2 separate regions of the Mus musculus genome follow, and region 2 is linked to region 1. Evidence: chromatin loops called from intact Hi-C (ENCODE). Cell type or tissue: left cerebral cortex. All regions are shown on one strand. Links, peaks and the distances in the headings refer to the core of each region. The heading gives the core; the rest is flanking DNA.

What was found. A loop is a pair of places that touch in the nucleus more often than their neighbours do. Peaks named below come from ENCODE experiments on the same cell type or tissue, not always from the same donor. Only the 100,000 strongest peaks of a DNase experiment are listed, where the experiment ranks them.
Region 2: it touches region 1 in a loop (2.8-fold over the local background); 2 of 42 quality-filtered maps call a loop at or near these places.

The regions. Positions count from the first base shown.
Region 1 is chr12:116,402,170-116,407,474 of GRCm38, forward strand. It overlaps Ncapg2 (non-SMC condensin II complex, subunit G2), which reads left to right and starts at 3,267. Exons shown (of 29, transcript NM_133762.4): 1 at 3,267-3,292; 2 at 3,533-3,708; 3 at 5,029-5,141. The coding sequence starts at 5,064. D430020J02Rik (RIKEN cDNA D430020J02 gene) reads right to left here and starts at 2,992. Exons shown (of 2, transcript NR_028421.1): 1 at 2,798-2,992; 2 at 1-2,474. In left cerebral cortex, for the core only: a CTCF peak has its summit at 3,280; DNase peaks (open chromatin) are centred at 2,369 and 3,079; H3K4me3 peaks cover 1,545 bases; H3K27ac peaks cover 587 bases.
Region 2 is chr12:116,617,473-116,622,777 of GRCm38, forward strand. All of the region lies in intron 2 of Ptprn2 (protein tyrosine phosphatase, receptor type, N polypeptide 2), which reads left to right. Among named protein-coding and RNA genes, the nearest start is that of Ptprn2, 130 kb to the left of the region's middle. In left cerebral cortex, for the core only: a CTCF peak has its summit at 2,682 (motif pointing left); DNase peaks (open chromatin) are centred at 1,344, 1,973 and 2,657; H3K27ac peaks cover 2,063 bases.

The DNA.
Region 1 (5,305 bases), core at 191-5,190:
CATCTGTCCTATGTCGGGAAGGCTGGCTTCCCCTGGGGTAACATCTAAATCTTTTAAATTCAATCCAGGCAACAGAACTCATTCTAGACATTTGGAGCATGAAGTTCAGTAACCATTTCTGAAGGGACTTTCCAAGTGATAATGAAAGACCCCCAAAGGGAGACCCTCACTCAAGTCTTGGGAAGGCGAGCACCCAGCGAGACACTGAGACTGGACTTGCTGTAACCACACGAGGAAGTTTTATGGAAAGCGAGACGGAACGAGAGCTCAGGCCAGCATGCTGGGGTCGAGACTCACACACCACCAGGCAGGGGTAGAGGAGTTCGACCCCCGACCGAAACTCTCTTAAGGCTTATAAAGGCAAAAACCACAAAAAAGGGGGAAGGATTGGGGAGGAAATAGGGGAAGGCCAAAACCATAAATTTACTCAACAGTTAGGTCATGTGCTACATTAAGCAACACACCTGGGGCGTTGTATTGAGAATACATGGCCCGAAATAAGTAAGAGCATAAGAATTATTAAAGGCCCAGCTAGGGTAGAGAGAAGGGTGGTAAACCATGGAGACTTAATAAATCAACTTTCAAACCATCCCTGCCTCTCCTCTCTCTTTTTTACGTATATCTAAGCATTCCCTGAGCTTGGCCATAGAATCCCTGATCACTCCTGAATGATCAACATAAAAACAACATTCTTCTTTTAGGGCTGCACAGAGTCCTCCTTCTTTGAGGAATAATAAGTCTAGTCCCTTCCTATTCTGCAGCACTACTTCTGACAGGGAAGTTAAAGATTCTTCTAATTTGGTTATAGACTGTTCTATAGCTCCTAGATCAGTATCCATAGCTGTACGTAATTCTTCATAATACTGGGGGGTCTGAATCAAGGCAGCGGTACCTGTACCTACTCCGGCCGCTATTCCTAGTCCTAAAAGTACTGCTAAGGTTAAGGTGATGGGTTCTCTCTTCCAGCGGACCCGGTGATCAAATTCATCTACAAAGGAGCTATCATCATGGTATAGGAGTCTAGGAACAAGTTGAACCAGAATGCAGAAATCTTTGGAACCATTAAAAACAGAAGTAGACACACAAGGAGACCTGTGTTGCAAGCCCATACTGTGTCTATGGGGGGGGGGGACGACTAGATACTGACCACCTTCGCTAGGCTGTACGTGCTGGGTCTGATTACAGAGGTGCCGTCTGTCATGAGGTACCCGGCCTAAACAAAGTCCACTTCCTGAGATTGCTGCCAGAGTCAACTTTCTGTTTTCCCCCCAAGGGCATTGAGAGGGGTCTGAAGTTTTATTATAAATCCTCATCTGAGCAATTCCCTCATAATAAGGGGGGCTAGAGGCATAGCACAGCCAGCAAGACCGAGTAATGTTGGGATCAGTACGATTGAGGACCAGGAATGCCCCTTGTATTAGGCTAAATAGGCGATTCTTGGTATCTGGGGGCATGGGAGTGGTTGGAACCCGATCCAAGGAAGGAGTGTGAGCCTTGGTCGGATAGTCTGATGGAGACCCAGGGATGGTAGGCCTGGGAAGCAGTAACGAAGGCTTTTCAACTAGAACAGGGTTAGGTCCTACTGGTTGGGTCGGGGGCTACTGAGGCTCAAACGAACCATGACTGATGACCCAGGCTTTCCACTATAGTCATAAAAAACTAATCCCCACCGCATGCCCCTTATCCATGCCTTGATGTCATATTTTTTTCCTGTGTCTGTAAATTTGATCAGTACTCTGTCTAAATCATCGGGGCGACAGTCAGCCCTTTTATACAGTTCCATTACGGTGTGCTTTCCAGGCCCTGAGTTCTGAAAAGAGAACTCAGCCCTGTCAGGAACATGACCACTAGCCCATTTCCAATCACCATCGTTGGAAGTAACACAATTCCATTGGCCACAATAATAGGAGGCTGACCCTCCGCATAAGGACCACTTGCTGTGCTCTGGGCAGCAGTAGAATCCATAGCTTCTTACTAGATTAGGGGGAGTGCTTCTAGCAGCTGGAATTATCTGTTTGAGGCAGAAGGCTAGGTCTGGCCACCATGTCCCTGGCGGCGCTGTTTTGGAGGTGGTAAACAAGACCTGATCCGAATCAGGACCGAGAACTTGCCAAGTTAGAGTCAGAGGCTGGTGTGGGTTGTGGTTCTTTAGGCCCAGGGTGACTCCTGTGACCCAAGCGAAGCTTAAGAGGATTGTCAGTGGCTGCCACCATCCAGTTGTCTTCATCTTGGCTGGGTGCCTTTTTGACGTGGGAGGCATGGATCCAAGCAGCGATCCCGTCTACTTTTACTGCCGTGGGGGTGGTCAACAGCACCAGATACGGTCCTTTCCACCGGGGCTCAAGCGTGCCAGTGCGATGTCGTCTGACCAAGACTGAGTCTCCAACCTGGAACCCGTGAGGCACTGCTATGGTTCCCGGAGTGTAGGCTTCTCTGATCTGGTTGCAGATCTGTGTTTTAACAACCTCTAGGGCCTTTAGGTGAGCAAAAAGAGCAGAGGGTGAGGATGAGTCAGTGCCAAGATCCAATATCCCACCTGACTCAGTTAAGGGAGGCGGTCCCCCAAAGAGAATCTCATAAGGGGTAAGACCGAAATGTCCAGGAGTGTTTCGGACCCTGAGGAGCGCAAAGGGAAGGAGAGTCACCCAGTCCTTTCCGCCGGTCTCCATGACTAATTTAGTAAGGGTCTCTTTTAAAGTCCTACTCATTCTTTCTACCTGTCCTGAGCTCTGGGGCCTATAAGCACACTTAGAAACTTCCAATTAGTCCCCAATTGTGTGGCCAATTCCTGACTTACCTGGGCAACAAATGCGGGCCCATTGTCTGAGCCGATTACCTTAGGGATCCCGAACCGAGGCAGGATTTCTTCAAGAATCTTCTTGGTTACCACTTGAGCAGTCTCGGACTTGCTCTCCCTCCTCCGTCTGATATCAGCGTGACGTCTCACCGAGCAGCTGGCAAGGAACACAGAAGCAACAGCAGCGCTCCCAAGGAAGGTGGGTGTGTGTGGGCGGAGGGCGGGAAACACAGCCAGCAGCTCTGCGCCTGCGCATCCCGTGAGCGCGCTAAAGAGACTCCCGCCAGAGGCTCTGAGTCACGCCCAGGAGGCGGTGCTTGGGCCTTGGGGGCGGAGCCTGGCTGCAGAGCTGTGGGGGATATGGGCGTGGCCGGGACGGCGTCAGATCTCGTGAGAGCGGCGACTGGTGACGGGGTGGAGGGCGGGAGCGTCCGGGGTATACGCGGGTGTGTTTGAATCTGGTCCGAGCGCGGGAAACTATGGGTCTGTGGTGAGGTGAGCGCCGCGCGGTGAGTTGGGTGGGAGGTGAGTAGGACTCGGCGGCCGGCGACCGCGGCTGGGCGGCGGACACCGTCGCGGGTCTCACGTCCGCGGCCGCCATCGGTTTCGAGCGCTTGTGGAGCGGGAGGTGCTGCGGGAGGGCAGAGCGGGATCCCCCGGCTGACTGGGAAGGATCCCAGACCGAGAAGCGGGGCTCGCCAGGGAGGATCTCAGCCTGGAACCCGGGTTCACTAGGTAGGACCTCAGACTAGGACGACCCCGGGAGAGGGCCCGAGTGTGACTGGCGAGGACTCCGGAAAATGACCTGCGCACAGTAGGGAGGCTCTCAGGCAAGGACCTGATGCAGACTACGGAGGACCGGGGACGCAGACCTGAGTCTGACTAGAGAAGACCCCTGAGAAGGAGCCTGGGTGAGTAGGTAGTACCAAAGACCTGCACCCGGGTTGACTAGCGAGAACCCCAGCCCTGACCAGAGAATGACATGGAAGATCCTGGCACGGGGCTGGGGAGCTGACTAGGGAGGACAGCAGTGTTGACACTTAACTGGGGCCTGACGTGGTGGTGAAGACGCTGGATTTATTCTTGCACTGACATAAGGGAGGAACCCGAACCTATACCTAGGACTGATCTAGGGAGCAACTTAGTTATGAACTAAGGAAAGAGAAAAATCAAGATACGGAGTCACGGTTTGTAAGTAGCATATGTAGACATTATATGGCATACTAAGTTGCCAAAGACATGTACTTAAGTAAACAAAGTGACCATAATTAGTAAAGTGGTGATACTGGCAACCCACCTTTCCCTCTCCATTTTATTCATCACAAAAAAGTTATGGTTCACAATTCAGCCATTTGAATCGGGGAATGAAGTGGCTATATTTAAAATTTACTAATATGAGGAGTTGTCAAATTGAGGTTATTTTCTACTTTTATTCAATTTAGAATAGGAATGCATATTTATTGTGATTCACACTCTATAATTAATGCCAATAATTCTCCATATTGCTGTATTTCTAAAGGTATGAGAGATTTTCAAATTTATTCTTAAGATGAGAAGACCTGTTGCAAATATCATTTGTTGTAACTGTATTGTTAGGTTTTTGTTTTGAGTATGTCATCGTAGCACCAGGTGTAAAGGTAAAATAGGATGGCATTTTACCTGGGAGATCACATGTAGGAAGAAGAATGAGCAAGGTCCCCAGAGCTCTCATTATCCTGTAGGTGTGCAGAGGAGGGGAGGGTGCTGGAGTGGGGCACAGATGCACTGCCTAACAAGCTCCCAGGTGACCTCAGGGCTGTTTTTGTGGTTTTACTTCCAAGTCTCTCTCTTGAAAAACAAGAGAGAATTGTTGGGTGGGATCTTCTTGGAGGAATGGGACTTTAGAAGTGGAGTCTGCAGAATTCAGATGTGGAGATGAGCCTGACCCTATTGCATAAGTCAGGTCTTTCTTCCCAAGCCAGCATCTAAAAGGCTAAACGTAAGAGAAAGTAAGATTCCTGAGGCAGTTTTAATTTCTTGTTGCTTTCATTGTAGTTACATTGATAATTGGTGATCACATAGATGTTTTGTTTATAACATCATCAGATTTTTTTTCAGATTATTGCAGTTTTGTATCATAGTGTTATAAACTGTCTTCTGTAGTGGTATAAAGTTTCTTGAATGTTTGTATTAAATTAAAACTTACGGGACATTTTGCACATTTACGTTTTGGTCTGATTGTATCTTACTAGGGTTGTAAGGCTCCCTTAGAACAGTCACATCCGTCATGGAAAAACGTGAGGCGTTCATCCAAGCAGTATCTAAGGAGTTGGTTGAAGAGTTTCTGCAGTTTCTTCAACTTGATGTAAGTTATGTGTTTTACTTTTATTGTAGTTTGACCCTGGATGTTCTAAAATCGTGTCACCGAGTAAAATACAGTTCTCTCAATGAATGTTTATTTTTAAAAAGCTAGGTAAATTCTTTAGAATGAAATGGGGCTGAGTTAAAAAGTAGAAGATAAACAGAAGT
Region 2 (5,305 bases), core at 38-5,037, 220 kb after region 1:
TTTTAAGAGCTGGAGGACCAGGAAGTCTCTTGTAGATAGTAACTTCTAGCTATGACAGGGAAGTGACACTTGTGGATTTTTAACAATATAATTGACTAAACACCATGTTGACATACCATCATGGATGGAACACTCTCACAAAGCTACACTCTTAAATGAAGTGCCAGACACTATCAATGGCTACAAAGAATCAGTTTCAGTGCCAGTTTCTGGGGACATGGAATCAAGAGCCTGCTGATTGGTTATTCAATCCTAAGAGGTTAACCCTCAACACATACATATCAGCAATACTAAATGGAATTAGTAGTCTCTCTCTCTCTCTCTCTCTCTCTCTCTCTCTCTCTCTCTCTCTTTCTCTCTCTCTCTCTCTCTCTCTCTCTCTCTCTCTCTGTGTGTGTGTGTGTGTGTGTGTGTGCATGAATGAGCATGTGTGTGATCATAATACTTAGTAAGCACTGTTCCAGTGAGTTACATCCCCAGCAAGTCACAATAATAAAGAAAAGGCCATGAACTTGAGAGTTAGTTTCAGGGAACATGGGAGGAATTAGGGGTATAAGAAGTAGGGAAGAAACAATCTCATTACAGTACTCATGTATGAAATTCTAAAGAAAAGTAAAACATTTAAATAAAAATATAAACAAAATTAGTAAGTTCAAGAAAAGGAATAAAAATTGAAAACAAAAAAAAATAGATGAGAATACAAGGTTTTTTATATTCAGGGTAAAGGATGATTTTGAGACAAGGTCTAGGAAGCCCTAACCACAGAAACAATAATGATGGAAGAATTCAGCTACATTAAAATCAAGAAGGTAAGAAAGGTGTCAGAGAACGAATCCAAAAAACCAGGCTCCAGGATGGGAGAAACTTCTCATGGCATAACCAACAAATTACTTTAAAACTGAGAACCACCAGACCACTAAGAAGAAGCCCAGCATTTGGACAGGAACTTTGATGGAAGAAATCCAAATGACTGAGGAGCAGCTAAAATGGCACTTGACTTAATTATAAAATTAGCTGTGTGAGGTCCCTGGACCCACTATATGAGTGGACCTAGGCTTGCCTGTTCCAGCTGCTTCTGGGGACATGGAATCAAGAACGACACACTCGTGGAGGACACATGGTATCCAAGAACGACAGAAGCCAAGAGTTGGGAGGAGGTCTGGGTGTGAGTGATCCTGAGCCTAAATATGATCCAGTGTCCCTAGGTGATGTGTGTGCTGCAGGAACGTCTGACATGTTCTGCATGACTCGCGGTCTTATATGCATGGCCCAGAGACAACCAAAGTTTGTATAAAGCGATTCTAACAGTTAGTTAATCCTCACCACTTACTCCCACTCAGAGTGTGGGACTTTCGAGTTGTTCCAACAGGGCATATTTGAGACCCAGGAACTGTTGTCAAAGAGGTTTTTGGAGCCTGAGCCACTGCTGGACATGTTGTAAGCTCCTTTGGAAGTTTTCTGTTTCAGGACCACATTTTTCGAGCTCAAGAGAGGTTGTATAACTTCCATTCAATTTGATAAAATCAAATTTGTTCCTTCAGTTTAGGGTGAGAGGGGAGATGAGGTAGATGAGACGACTGTCACCATCTTCAGCAGGTCTGACAACGCAATCCATTCTTCTTGTTTGGGGGTTTGGACAGGTTCTTTTGGACAACAAGCAGCTGAGCCTAGCTCTGTGCATCTCCTCTGCTGTGAAAGATTGTGAGCCCACCCTATAGCTCTGGAGTGGAGATGAATCCTAGGGGTGAACCACTGTCCCTTCATATCCCAGAGCCGAATGTCCTCACTATGGAGTTATGGACAGGTGTTTCTATCCCAGTGCTGTGGTAGAAGGAGCGATTCCAGTGTCCCCTCCTCTTCTCTCTCTCTACTCCCACCATCTCCTAAAAATAAATCCTTTTAAAATGACTTTGTCACTGTGCAAATGACAGGTAGAACACTGCATGTTTTACTGGCTGGAACCAGCTCCAGGTGAGTCTGCTTAGCTAAACCGAGGCTGGATTGTTTCTAGAGAGGCCCCGGGGACATTTTCTTTTCTGACTCTGCAGTCCAGGAAACACTGCTGTCCATCCAGGCTAGCTCAATTAGAAAGCTTCCAGCTAGAGCAGGAAATGCTGGAATTTCTTGGAAGACAGAAGGGCATTGCTCCTTGTCTTGGGGAGGCCCAGGCCTAGGGCTGGGTACTTTTTGTATGTAGGACACTTGTGTCATGCAAACAGTTGTAGCTGCAGATACTCAAGGATTTCTTGGCTTTGGGCAGGGAGCAGTGGTTGGTATGGAGTCTGAGAAAGGAAGGGGCTATGGCTGGATAAAGCCCTCCCCAGCCATCTTATGGTTGTCTGAATTGTATTTGGTGAGTTTCTTCCCCTTTGCTCATTCCCAAGCCTTGGCCTTTCTAGCCATCATGGCTCTCATCGCTGTAGCATACGCAGTACCAGAGAGGCACCCACCTGACTCTGGACTTCTTTGCAGTTTGCTAGCTTCTGAGAGGTTGGGTGTCACGTTGCAGAAGACCATTGCAAGTGGATTGTCTTAGTCTCAGAAAGTACTGGACTCTTGCTTCCTTATCAGGTAGATTCTCCCTTGTGGCTAGAGAAGGTTGGTGCTGCTGCAGCACATGGAGACCGAAAACAACTTTCTCTTTGGAATCAGCCAGAGCTGGGTCTTAGGCGCCCTCTGCAGGACAGTTTTGGGGAAACAGGATGAGAAATAACTTCCCTCTTTCTGGTGATGGAAGGGTCCACACTAAATTGTATTTTCTAATTAAAAAGTATCTCATGGTCATTGTAACATTCTATAAAATATATGTATTCCGGATATGGCACACACACTCTCTCTTTCTTCTCCTATTGGAGAAACAATTTTCAAATTACTCCCTAGAGACTGGTACCTAGGCCCTGGGTACCGTGACATCTGTATTTGACTCTGCCCATGTGATGCATCCACAGAGAGTGGCTCTGGAGAAAATGGCCTTGGCCAGGCCACAAGCTATCTGTGCTTGACTTCTTGCTCAGAGGGAAGTAGCCATTCTGACGGGGCCATGTGAGGTCCTTCTGTGATCCCTCTAGAGTTGGTGTATAGCTCGGTGGGGTGCTTCAGGGTAGGTAAGAACTACCTCCCCATTCACCCCCTGCTTTGTGGAAGCCTCCTTCTCTCTAGAAGTGACCCATGGTTGCTGGTCCTGTGGAGATGTCCCTCAGCAGTGGCTGGAGTCTGGGATCTGGGCTTTAGCTTGCCTTTCTGTGAAGTTCTGTGCTATCTGTGAGTGGGAAGGTTAGAGGCATGAAGCTGGGCAGATCTGGGTTTAGGCTTTTCTCAAGATAGGAGCACCTGATAATTCTCACCAAACTTGAGAGAAATGAAACCTAATAAGAAAATGAATACTTTTCTTGACCTATTAAACCAATTTGGTGGCAGTTGGAACTAAGGGTACCTTAGACATGTTGTCTATTGCTGTTACAAACACCATGACCATAGCAACTTGGGAAGGACAATGTTTATTTGGCTTCCATATCACAGTCTATCATCAAGTAAATCAGGGCAGCAAGTCACAGAAGGAACCCAGAGGTAGGAACCGAAGCAGAAGCCATGGACACATAGGCTTGTTCCTAGTGGCTTGTTTAGACAGCTTTCTTACACTGTCCAGGACATCTGCCCATAGGTGACACCACCCCACCCACGGTGAGCTCACTAGTTGCATTATAAATCCATCAAGGGATTGATGCAAACAGTCAAGTTACACAGGATCTCATCCTCTCAGGGAAGTTCCCACCAATGTCTCCAGAGGTGAGGTCCATAAATCTCACAGGCCCTTCTCAGTCCAGTCAGGCTGATCTCCAAGATTCAACATTGATGTCAACGCTTGTACTTCGGAAGACCTGTTCCATAGCTTTTTTTGAGGTTAAACAAACAAACAAACAAACAAACAAAAAACCACCAAAAGTTGACATTTGTCAGCCTTGTGTGGACTAACCTCAGAGACGCTATAAAATACCCGACCTTTGAACATTACAGTAAAACAAGCAGAAGTCACAGTCACAGAGAAAATTGTCAGTGTTTGCACAGGAGGGTGCATTATGCTCAGGTAAGGCTGCCAGCGTGGAAACTGTGGAGATCAGAGACCAGAGGTGGCTCTCCCTCCCGATGTGGTGTAAGGGAATACGTGACAAGCACAGAGAAGAAGTACAGGTATATCCAGGCAAGTAGACCCCAGGTCCTCGGGAGATGTCATCAGCAGATACCTTTTTCTGAGATTACCAGAATCATCCTGGCAGGAAAAATCCCCCCACCCCCAGCCCCCAGAGATGCAGGAAGACCAGCCTGCCTGGCACACAGTGAGGATGGAGGGTGTGGTGCAGGTGAGTCAGCGTGCCACACACTTTGGCTTGTTTGAGATGTTTGGGGCATTACTGCAATAAACCCAAGGCTGTTCTTTATGATGCTAAGAATCCTTGACTTAAAATCTAACCTTCCAACGCAGTCTTAAGTGCCCAATAGATACAGGTAAAGTGTTGTACAGCAAATTTTTAAAACTCCCTATCTACTGATGAATAATTCCCCTCCCTCCCTCAGCCACTGACAGTCACTGTTCTTTTTGCTTCTCTGATTCTCATGGCCTTTGCTAGTCCCTTTAAGTGAGACCTGTGGTTGGCTTATCTCTGGTAGCATGGTGCCTTCCAGGCTCATCCATACAGTCACTTGTAAGAGTTTCATCTTTTAGCCAGGCGTGGTGGCGCATGCCTTTAATCCCAGCACTCGGGAGGCAGAGGCAGGCGGATTTCTGAGTTCGAGGCCAGCCTGGTCTATAAAGTGAGTTCCAGGACAGCCAGGGCTACACAGAGAAACCCCCGACTTGAGGGAAAAAAAAAAGAGTTTCATCTTCTTTAAAGATTCAGTCATATTCTAGTCTGTGGATGTGCCAGCATTAAAGGGCAAATCAGAGAGAGACAAAACAGACCGCCCTGCCAGGTGTGGCAGGAGAGTGGTGATATGGACAGACATCAGGCTAACATGAAAGAAGCTGTTTGACAAGACTGGAAACCCTTCTCCATGTGGGCTATGTGTAACAGAGAGCTCATGTACTATATAAATGACAGCTAAAGACCATTGACCCTTTGGGCAGCATTTTTTATTTTTGAGGGTACACCTTTCTTCCAATTTGCTAGCTTTCGCTCATTCTTGAAGCACCCTTTTCCTTGTTAATAAACTATATTTTATCTTACCACATGACTCAGGTAAAATGTTTTGGCTTGAACCACAAGAGTCAAGAAATCTTAGTGGATCCCGCCCACCTCAACTCTATCAG